Linked DNA regions of Homo sapiens: region 1 is linked to region 2. A link is an interaction called in ENCODE POLR2A ChIA-PET data of the cell type or tissue named here. Cell type or tissue: GM12878. All regions are shown on one strand. Each heading gives the region's core, and the rest is flanking DNA. Links, peaks and the distances in the headings are about the cores only. Region 1 overlaps ADAMTSL3 (ADAMTS like 3). Region 2 overlaps ADAMTSL3 (ADAMTS like 3).

Region 1 (5,384 bases), core at 153-5,152, 56 kb before region 2:
GCCTACACAGTTTCTCTCATTGAATGAGGCTTTCAGGAACATAATTCCATTTCTCAATTACTTCAACTGAAAAGATTTGTAAGATTCAGAAAGTATATTTAAAGATGAGAACATTTGTTATGTAAAGGGAATTAAACATAAATTGAACAAATTAATTGGGTAGGTTTTGGAGGAAAAATAGAAATGAAAATGGATCTTATTATCTTAAAAATTAAAAACAAAACCTTTTATTAGACATATGAAATTGCTTCTGTTTTGAATGGCTGATCTTTAAAGGATGCAGAAACACATCTAAGGAGGATGTACCATGTCAAAACTTCTTTATACAAGCTCCAGGGGTCTCAGCCTGATAAACTTATGTTAACGCCATTCCATCAAGTCAATCTATTTAAAATGAACTCAAATAAATATTTATTTAAACTGACCAGGCTCCTCTATATCATTGTAGTACTTATATGGCCATAGGTCAACAGATCACTTCAACCTTGTCAGCCTCTCTTTCCTTACAATTTATAAAATGGATTATTGAACCAAGTTAGCAGTCTTCAAAGCATAGTCCATGAACCCCCCAGAAGTCTATGAAGTCAAAGCTAGTTTTATAATAATACGAAGCCATTAATTAGCCTTTTTAAAAACGGTATTGACCTTTGCACTGAGAGTGCAAAGGCAGTGTTGGTAAGACTGCTGGCACCTTAGCATGAACCAAGACAGTGATATTGAAGTGTACCAGTAATTACTGTATTCTTGACTACTATGTTTTACTTGCAGAAAAAAAAAAAATGCCAGTTTCCCTTAAGAATGTCCTTAACGGCCAGGCGTGGCGACTCATGCCTGTAATCCCAGCACTTTGGGAGGCCGAGGTGGGTGGATCACTTGAGGTCAGGAGTTCAAGACCAACCTGGCCAACATGGTGAAACCCTATCTCTACTAAAAATACAATTAGCTGGGGGTGGTGGTGTTCACCTGTAATCCCAGTTACTTGGGAGGCTGAAGCAGGAGAATCACTTGAAACGAGGAGGCAGAGGTTGCAGTAAGCTGAGATGCCACCACTGCACTCCAGCCTGGGTGACAAAGCGAGACTGTCTCAATAAAGAAAAGAAAAAAAAAGAAATGTCTTTAATGAAGTAGTAAAAGGTATTAATCTTACTAAATCTTGACCCTTGGGTCCATACGTTTTTCATATCCCATACGACACAATGGGAAGTACACACAAAGCACTTCCACTGCATGCTGAAGAACTGGTGGCTTCTTTCATGGAATATGATTTTTACTTGAAAGAATGACCAATAAACTATGACAAAAAAGTCCACACTATGATTTAAAGTTGGGTATTTGGTAGATATATATATATATATTTTTTAAATGAGCTGGCCAATTCAATGACACAACTGACAGTATTTGTTGCCAATGATGAAAAAGGTTTGATGTGAAAATTAGAATTTTGGAAAACTGGTATCCACCACTGTAAGTCTGACAGCTTCCCAAAACTTAAAGACTTTTTTTTTTATGAGATACACGGTGATTTTTTTAAATGTGTATTTTTTTTACATTGCATAATGAAATGCACCAACATTTGGAAGGCCTGTATCACTCAGTGAGCCAATATTTTCCAAATGACCAATGTATGGTGTTAAAAAATCTTGTATGGGTAAAAAGTCTATTCAAAATGCAAGAAAAAAACAGCAGATTTCATTAAACAGAGTACCAACATTTCATTAATATAGTTTCAGATTGCACATTTCAACTAACCTTTGAGAAATGACCCTTTGTCTAGTTTTAGTGTAGAATTAAAGAGTATCCACAATTATCTGAAAAGATATTAAAATATTCTTTCTCTTCCAGCTAACACATTTGTATAGCACACATTTATTTTCTCCATATACTTTAACTAAAACAACATTTCACAACAGATGTGGAAAAAGAATCCAGCTGTCTTCTTTTATTATACCAGACATTAAAGAGATCTGCAAAGATGGAAAGCAATTCCACTGTTATCAGTAATTTTGGTGGCAGGGGGAGGGTTTTCAAAAAATATGTTATTTGTATGAACATGTTATAGGCCCATTATTTTTTCTAAATAGATTAATGGAGATATTTTCAATGTTTCTTGGTTTTAATTTCTAGTGAGGTAAACAGCAATAGATACAACTCACATTTACAAAAGCTCTTTAGGCTCCTCAATCATTTTTAAATTTTAAAGAGTCTAAAACCAAAAGCTCTGAGAACTGCTATGTTTTAAGGTTTATTCTACTTCTAAAATTTCATTGTACTCTTGTGTTCATAGTTCTAGCATTAAAAATTCAAAAATTAGATTTTTTCTACCTTTTTAAGATATAGCCTAATAGTTTATTATTTTAAAAAACTGAATTTTACCTAAGTTTTTTCTGATGTTTCACATACGAGGCTCAATGCACAAAGGACATGATAAAAGTAAAACTTGCATTTTGAAAGTACCTTGTGATATGCAAAACAGTTTCACATCTGCTGTGTTATTTGTGTCTCTTAACGATCTCTAAAGGCAGATAAGGTAGAGCTGGAGCTCTTACATGTGAATCAAAAGAAGGCACAATGTCTATAGTACTTTGTATACAAACAGCAAGATTTGAAGGCAATAAAGAATGCAAAAGTAAATTAGTATCTGTTATGTAAAATAAAGGAAATGTGACATTTTTACACTGGCATAGAGATCAGAATAATATGTGACTTAATACTGTGTTTTGAACATCTCAAAACACTATGATTCTTATTTTTGGATTGTATGACATTTAAAAATTGCATGATAATAGAAAACTACTTCAGATACCCAAGCTTTTGACAAGGCTACGTATTTGTGTGATACTCAAATACCACTGGTGGGTATTCAAGAGATACGGCCCTTGGTTCTGATTGGCCATGAAGTAGTCATGGGATTCTGCTTCTCAATTACCTCATCAGAAAGGTTAACCCCTGCCCTGCCAATCTCATGGGGCTGATGTGAGCTCAAATAAGATACCACATCTCCTAGACATGGAAGAGCTCTGTAAATTCTGATTTGCAGTTCCAACATAATGTAGGATTACTATTAATAAGCTTACTTTTAAAATGGCCTTATATTGATTTTATTTTTAAATGCCAAGTGCTGAGTAAAGGGGGAGTGTATATATGCTTAAACTTATTCTTGCTGGATCCAGTCATATCACACCTCTACGACAGTGATTGGGATGATATGGCGGTTGAATTTAAAAATTCCAACGTATATGTGAAAAACACATCTTAACATTTTTTAGTTTCTTTCCTAAAGAATCCTGTTGGAAACACATGCTTAGGAGAGGAATTTGAAAATATTTTCAAGAAAACTGGAATAGCCATTAAGAAGGTAGTGCAAAAATGAATACTGCATTTTTATTTTACTTACTTTACTGAGGGCTGTAACAAGGTTCCATCCTTGGTCCATGTATATGTGGCCTCACTGGGGGTAATAAGGTCACACAGTATATTGATGACCTCTGTCCTTTTTGTAATGTATACTGTATTTCCAATCCTGGAATTTATTGTTTTATTAAATGAAATTGAGGGAGGTTGGCTTTGCCTCATGAGAACAGGTCCTTTCGGCTTGAATGTCAGCTTGCCTGAGTTTTTTGCATGCGAGCTTTGGGACACACTCCCTGTTTCCCCTCTGAGCTGAGCAGCAGGAGGTGTCTCTTCCTGGATGCCCCGCCACTGCATGTGTGTTGGCTGTGCCTTGGCTAATTCGGCCACCAGCTGATATATCAGCTGGGACGCAAGATCATCGCTGACCTCTCCGGTTTCCATGAGCTGACTCATGTTTCTTATCAGCTCATCAAACTGGGCTGTATCCATGCTATATGCTCCTTGTTTAACTGCTGCTTCAAACTGCTTATTCTTCAACTCCCAGGAGTTGGTGCTTCCTGCAGAATTGCTGCAGTGGCCTAACAGAGCTCTCAAGAAAGGCTGGTTACTAATGTGGTCATCATCCAGATAAAGGTCATTTTTGTTATTCCACATTTGCCTCATTTTGTGCCATGTGACTCCCAAACTATTGGCTTCGCTGTGGTCCATCCCAGGATATTCCCTCATAGGCTCCCTGAGGGCTGGGCGTGCGATGAGCCGGTTGTCAGTACCAATGAGCTTGAGCACAACTGTTTCCTGTGCAGAGCCTGCAATGCACCGGTACACGCCGATGTCGGGGGCAGCAAGACCATGGATTTTTAGTGAGCCTGACTTGGTGATGCCAAGCCGTTTGGAGTTCTGCAGGCAACGGCCATCCTTCTCCCACTGGATCAGAGATTTCTGGAATCGTCGCACGGGGCACTTAATAATCACGGATGTGTTGGGCAGCAAATAGGCTCTGCTACCAATGGTCAGGTTAATACGCTTCTCTTCCCTTGTCTGAATGTAGACTCTCTGGACACTGAGGATCTGCGGACCCTGCTCACCAAGTTTTGTCTTCATCTCTGATTTGATTTCTCCAAGAAAAAAAAAAAGAAAGAAAAGAAAATACGAATAAACATCTCAAAAATACAGACTTTTTGACAGTAATCTTTCAAGGCTGATACAGGCTAACAAACGTATCTTTTTTACTATTTTAAAACATTCAAGAATAAAACCATGAATAACATTATACATCCACAGATTGGGGTAAATTTCACAACTATCTAGTACTTTAGTGGCAAAGAATGCAAGTGTGAATGAGGTGCATGAAAATGTGTAAGTGATTTGATAAAACCCTGGTTTGGGGAGGCATGAGGTTAAATGATTTGGTGAAATGTAGGGAATAGTTATTTCTAGATTTGAGGAATATTTGTTCTAGGCCATGCTCATATAATGGCTCCATAAATACCCAGCCTCTGGGTACATGTTTCCATCAATAAGGGTCTGATATGTCAGGTCTCTACTATCTGGCAGAGAGGCCCTCTGGCTTAGAGCCATGGGTACCCCAAATCTGAGGGAGGAAGTGAGAGTGGGAATGTGAGCAAATGTATTTGAAGGGTCTGAAAGGAGGCTGAGGTTGGCCAGCTGCAGAATATAACCCAAATATGTCGATTAAATTGGCATGGGGGTCTGAAGAAGCAATGGGTAGCCGTGATCAAAAAAGAACAGGTGGCATAGGCAGTTTGAAGTCAGATAAACCTGAGTTTGAATCTTAGCTCTGCCACTTGGACAAATTCTTTCATCTCTCTGAGCCTCAGTTTCCTCACCTGTGAAATGTGAATAATGTTAGTGCTTTCAATGGGAGGGAAGTAAAAATTAAGTCAGATTGTTTATATCAAGTGCACAGCACAGTAGCGGGCACATAATGAGCTCTCATATATAACTGCTGCCACCACTGATCTGGTGACAAGGGCAGGTGCAGCCAATGCACAGCAGGGAAGACTAAGAGGGAA
Region 2 (5,384 bases), core at 266-5,265:
TAACCCCATAAAAGCAAATAAACATCCAACACCCCACCTTGGAGAGCCCAGGCTAATACATCAAATACATTTGCCTTTGGGTAAATAAAGATCCACTGGCTGTTCAACCCAATCTCAGTGGTAAGTTTCACCCTGGGGTAATATTTTACTGCTATTGCCCTTGGAGTCAGTAAATATTTGTATGGAAAATATTATGCAACACACTGTTCCTGTTATTCCTACACCACTAGTTTCTAGAACCTAAAACATTTTTGTAAACTTACCTTTATTTTGGCATCAAATCTTTGTCTCTGCTGGTTTTTTTCCAATATAACTCTCAACCTTTGAAAAGTTTATTAAATTTGCAACTTTGAAATGAGGAATAGTATTTCCTTTCACATAAAAACAGACTCTTAATTTTGCAAAGTGGCCAAGACATGTTGTCTGCTCTATTATTCCTAGCTTGGAAGCTCTGTGGGCAAGAGATTGCTGAGGAAGAGAATGTGTAAGAACTCTTGCTGAGGCACAGTGATGAGAGAAAGGGGATACAGTACACAGGCTGATGCATGAATAAACCAGTAAGCTTTCTTCAGTAAATTTAAGAAACAATTTCTAGATTTGTTGCTAAATCTTGTTCTGGTTTGGTGGGCAATGGAAGAGCACTGACTAAACTCAACCCTGCCTTGACCTCCTGGGCAGGTCAAACCAAGGCTGTCATCCTTAGAACTAAAACCCCAAGCACGTCACACTACTCAGGTATGGACATAAGGATTGTTACAAAAGGACTAGACATAATTTGAAGACATGAGTGAAAAATGCAACCTGAAAGCACTACTCAAAAATGAAAGACTGGAGCTTAGGGGACCTCGGTGATCATAAAGTCCAACACCTTTCTTCATTATTCATATTAAGAAACAGGGTCCAGAGAGCTAAGGAACTCACCTGAAATTCCTTGAGAGACGTGGAACTGAGGCTTTATCCCATGTCCCTGATCCATTTCCAATTTTCTTTTGACTTTTGAGAGTTCCTTGCTATCAAGTGTCTCAGGTAAGGATCCTATCTCACATTCTGTTGAACTTCATTTTACCAGTGAGAAGTGAGCCAATGATTACTTTTATGGGAGAGAATTAACTAATGTCATAGTAGCGAAGGTCTCTAAGAGGCAGAGGGCATAGTGTGTGCAAAGGTCCAAATGGCATGAATGAGCAGGAGTGTGGGTCATGGTGCATAATTTACTGTGGCTGCTGAGCAAGTTCCTTAGGGTGAGTCTGAGTGTGTGTGTGTGTGTGTGTCTGTCTCTGTCTCTCTGTCTCTCTCTGTCTCTCTGTGTGTGTGTGTGTCTGTCTCTGTCTCTCTGTCTCTCTCTGTCTCTCTCTGTGTGTGTGTGTGTGTGTGGTAGAGGTGACAGGAGATGTGGTTTAAGAGTTGGATCCAGGGTCACAAAGGCATTTATATGCTGTTATAGGTTGAATTGCCTTCCCACAAAAGATGTGGAAGTTATAACCCCCAGTACTTGTGACTGTGACCTTATTCGGAAATAAGTTCTTTGCAGATGATCAAGAGGAGGTCATTAGAGTAGGCCCTACTCCAATATAAGTGATGTCCTTATGAAAAGGAGAAGTGTGGACACAAAGACACAGAGAAGGAAAACAATATGAAATCACAGGGACAATGCCATTCACAAGCCAAAGAATGCCAGAGGTTACCTGCCAGGAGAAAGCCATGGAACCAAGGCTCTCTCACAGCTCTAAGAAAGAATCAACGCCGCGGACACCTTAATTTTGGACTTCTGGTCTCCAGATCTGGGAGATGATAAATTTCTGTTCTTTAAGCCACTCTGTTTCTGGTGCTTTGTTATGGCAGCCCCGGCAAAAGAAACACATGCCAAAGTAGAGAATGTGGGTTTTAATCCATAGATAAAGGAGTGTTGTTGAAGGTTTCATGCAGAGGCACACACAGTCATTTTGCAACTTAGAAAGATAAAGATCTTTCATAGTCGTGTGTGCACATGGATCAGAGCAGGAAACAGGAGAGTCAAGAGTTCATTTAGAAACTTGTGAAACAGTTCAGGTAAAACATATCTGAATTAAGGCAGTGGCAGTTACACATGATTAGGACAAATTCATCAAGTACTGAAAAGTAAATGGTCAAGAATCTCAAGTTCATATTATCAGAGAACAAAAACCATAAAAGGCCACTTTATGTGATTCCACTCAAAAAAGAAACTCAGGTTTCATGATAAAGTGGGGGAAAATGTTTGATTTAGTCTTGAAAATTTAAATTAAAAATTATAAAATCAAGTTATCTTATCTTGAACATAATTGTGGTTGTAATGCCAACTTTATGCACTAATTCTTAGAATGGCAGAGAATGAATTGTAAATTGTTTCATATTTTGGCTTTCTTTTCTGAAAAAATTATATGATGACACATTATGGCTACCTTCACTTCCAGAGCAAGAGTGGAACAGTTATTTTCACAAAAATAAAACTGAGAGTTTCATCAGTGTTCTTAGGGCCTCTCTTTTCATCCTGTGATATGCAAATCATTCTCATTTGAAGTGCCTTTCATGTTGTTATCATTTTCGTTTTCTCTGTTTTAGTTGTTACTTGGCTAGAAACAGGACAGAACTCTGGTGAAGACTAGCTTCATGTCAATCTGCAGTAAGATTTAAATCTAGAAATAAAATATACCCCAACATATTGGGTTGTATTTTCTTCTTTTTACTCTTCTTTGTTAATGGCTAGCAATATATCATAGCTAGCTGGGTGTGGTCACTCATGCCTATAATCCTAGGGGCTTGGAAGGTTGAGATGAGAGGATGTCTTGAGCCCAGGAGGTCAAGGCTGTAGTGAGCCATGACTGCACCACTGCACTCCAGCTTAGATGACAGAGAAAAACCTAATCTCTAAAAACATTTAAAAATTTTTAAAAATTAGTGATGCACATGGCTCATTCCTGTAATCCCAGCAACTTGGGAGGCTGAGGCAGGAGGATCACTTGACCCCAGAAGTTCAAGGCTGCAGTGAACTGTGATCATACCGTTGCACTCCAGCCTGAGCAACAGAGAGAGACCCTATCTCAAAAAAAAGAAAAAAAAAAAATCACACAGCCAAATTGTAGTCACAATTTTAAGTCTGTGTAAATTCGAAACCATTTTTTTTTAGTCATCTTTCTAGAAAGAGAGTACTGGCTAGAGTAGACAAAGGGGATGGCTAGTGGAGGGACTGGAAATCAGGAGACCAGCTCTACTAGTAGCATAATATGTGGGCTCCCACAGCCTCCATTTGGCCATCCAGAAAAGGCAGAATTTGGACTAGATGACATCTCATGAGAAATACTCCATGTTTGGGCTTTATGTTGTAGTATGCAATTTATTTAGTGTATGCTCATGGAGAAGTCATCAATTACCTAAAAATCCTAAATTTCAGTTTTCATATACAGAAAACAAGAGCCTTTATTCATTATATATTTATTAGCACATTTCTGAAAGAATGTGAAGCCATTAATAAGAATAGTACTAGCTACTTTTCACCAAAAAGAGACTTAGGGCAGTGATTTTCAAATTGTTGCACAGCAAAACACCTGATACAGTGCAGGTGTAAGTTGTGAACAGGTTCATCCATTGTTTTAAATAAAACAGTACATAGAAAAGGATTCATGGGCCAGGTGCGGTGGCTCACGTCTGTAATCCCAGCACTTTGGGAGGCTGAGGTGGGCGGATCACTCGAGGTCAGTTTGAGATCGGCCTGGCCAACATGGCAAAATCCCATCTCTACGAAAAATACAAAAATTAGCTGGGTGTGGTGGCATATGCCTGTAGTCTCAGCTACTCAGGAAGCTCAGGCAGGAGAATCACTTGAACCCAGGAGGCAGAGGCTGCAGTGGGCCGAGACTGTGCCATTGCACTCCAGCCTGGGCAACAGAGTGAGACTCCGTCTCAAAAAAAAAAAAAGAAAGAAAGAAAGAAAAGGATTTATGGATTGTAGAACTCTTAAAACTGCTCTGCAAAATACTGGAGCATGGGGGCCATGGTTGGGAAAGCAGTATTTCTGAAGGAGACACTGAGCATTTTTGGAAAAGACAGTAGAGGTGAACTGATATTCATGGCTACAAATATAGAAAGGGATTCAACTATTTTGATAAAGAATGTTGTTGGTGGCCAGGTGCGGTGGCTTATGCCTGTAATCCCAACATTTTGGGAGGCCGAGGCAGGTGGATCACCTGAGGTCAGGAGTTTGAGACCAGCCTAGCCAACATGGTGAAACCCCATCTCTACTAAAAATACAAAAAATTATCTGGGCATGGTGGCAGGCACCTGTGACCCCAGCTACTCAGGAGGCTGAGGCAGGAGAATCGCTTGAACCCAGGAGGTGGAAGTTGCAGCGAGCCATAAGATTGTGCCATTGCACTCCAGCCTGGGCAACAAGAGCGAAACTCCGTCTCAAAAAAAAAAAAAAAAAGTTGTTAGTGTCATATAAACAATAAAAAGGAAACGATGATATTTGCAGATTCACATGGAGGCAGGCTTTAAATCGAGGATGCTCAAATGAAATTGTGGTGGGCTGGATCCCTAGTTTTAAATAATTTTCTTAAAAGATTTATACTTGATCTAATTGTCTCCATTTTGTTCTCCCCATTTCTGTGTTTGAGTAATCTTTTTAAAATGTAAATCTGATGTACCACTTCATTGCTCAAACCCTCCAATGACTTCCCACTGACTCTCTGGATGAAGTCCAAGTGCTTACCGTGGCCCTTGCCCATTCCTATCTCATCTGATGACACACTGATTTCCTTTCTCTCCAGTTCCTTGAGCATACTGAGCTCTTTCTTTCCTTGGGGCCTTTGCACATACTGTTCCCTCTGCCCAGAGCACTCATTCCTCTACACCTCTCCTGGCAGATTCCTGCCTGTGTTTATGTCTTAAATAACTTCCTCAGGAATGACCTGCACCAACCTCCCCGGCTTCCCTGCCCCACCAATTTATTTTAGGTCCTCATAGTATTCGTGCTCTTGAGACGCTGTTTATTTAACATCTACCTCGTGCCCCATCCCCAGATTAAATTTAAGAAAACAGTTTACAAAATGATATAGTACATGATTCCAATGTCATGGGGAAATATGTTGAGAAATATAACTATGTTTTGCCCCCTCCCTGTATTTTCCCCTGTGCCTTGCTCCTGTACAGGAAGGTGGTCATCTGTTTCCATCTTCACTGCCTCAGGGAAGGGATGTAGCAGGGGAGGAAAACAGAAACCCCAGCTTTTCCAAAAGTATCTAATTCAGTGGTTCCAATAATAGAACAGAAAAAACTGAGAAACATAGATAAATAATTCGGATTACTACGTGCCATTACACAAGTGCTATTTCTCTAAAGATAGAAGGGTCATTCCAAGTGAATATATA

What was found. ChIA-PET counts read pairs that join two places held together with the same protein. Peaks named below come from ENCODE experiments on the same cell type or tissue, not always from the same donor. Only the 100,000 strongest peaks of a DNase experiment are listed, where the experiment ranks them.
Region 1: POLR2A ChIA-PET joins it to region 2 with 5 read pairs; 1 of 35 experiments calls an interaction of 5 or more read pairs at or near these places.

The regions. Positions count from the first base shown.
Region 1 is chr15:83,981,355-83,986,738 of GRCh38, reverse strand. It overlaps ADAMTSL3 (ADAMTS like 3), which reads right to left. Exons shown (of 30, transcript NM_207517.3): 21 at 3,395-4,466. Among named protein-coding and RNA genes, the nearest start is that of GOLGA6L4, 250 kb to the left of the region's middle. RefSeq lists a silencer at 2,827-3,016. In GM12878, for the core only: no CTCF peak of the experiment used is centred there; a DNase peak (open chromatin) is centred at 2,481; H3K4me3 peaks cover 537 bases; H3K27ac peaks cover 1,766 bases.
Region 2 is chr15:83,925,671-83,931,054 of GRCh38, reverse strand. All of the region lies in intron 17 of ADAMTSL3 (ADAMTS like 3), which reads right to left. Among named protein-coding and RNA genes, the nearest start is that of ADAMTSL3, 270 kb to the right of the region's middle. RefSeq lists enhancers at 2,497-2,696, 2,717-2,886. In GM12878, for the core only: no CTCF peak of the experiment used is centred there; DNase peaks (open chromatin) are centred at 1,996, 2,544 and 3,196; H3K4me3 peaks cover 1,204 bases; H3K27ac peaks cover 3,901 bases.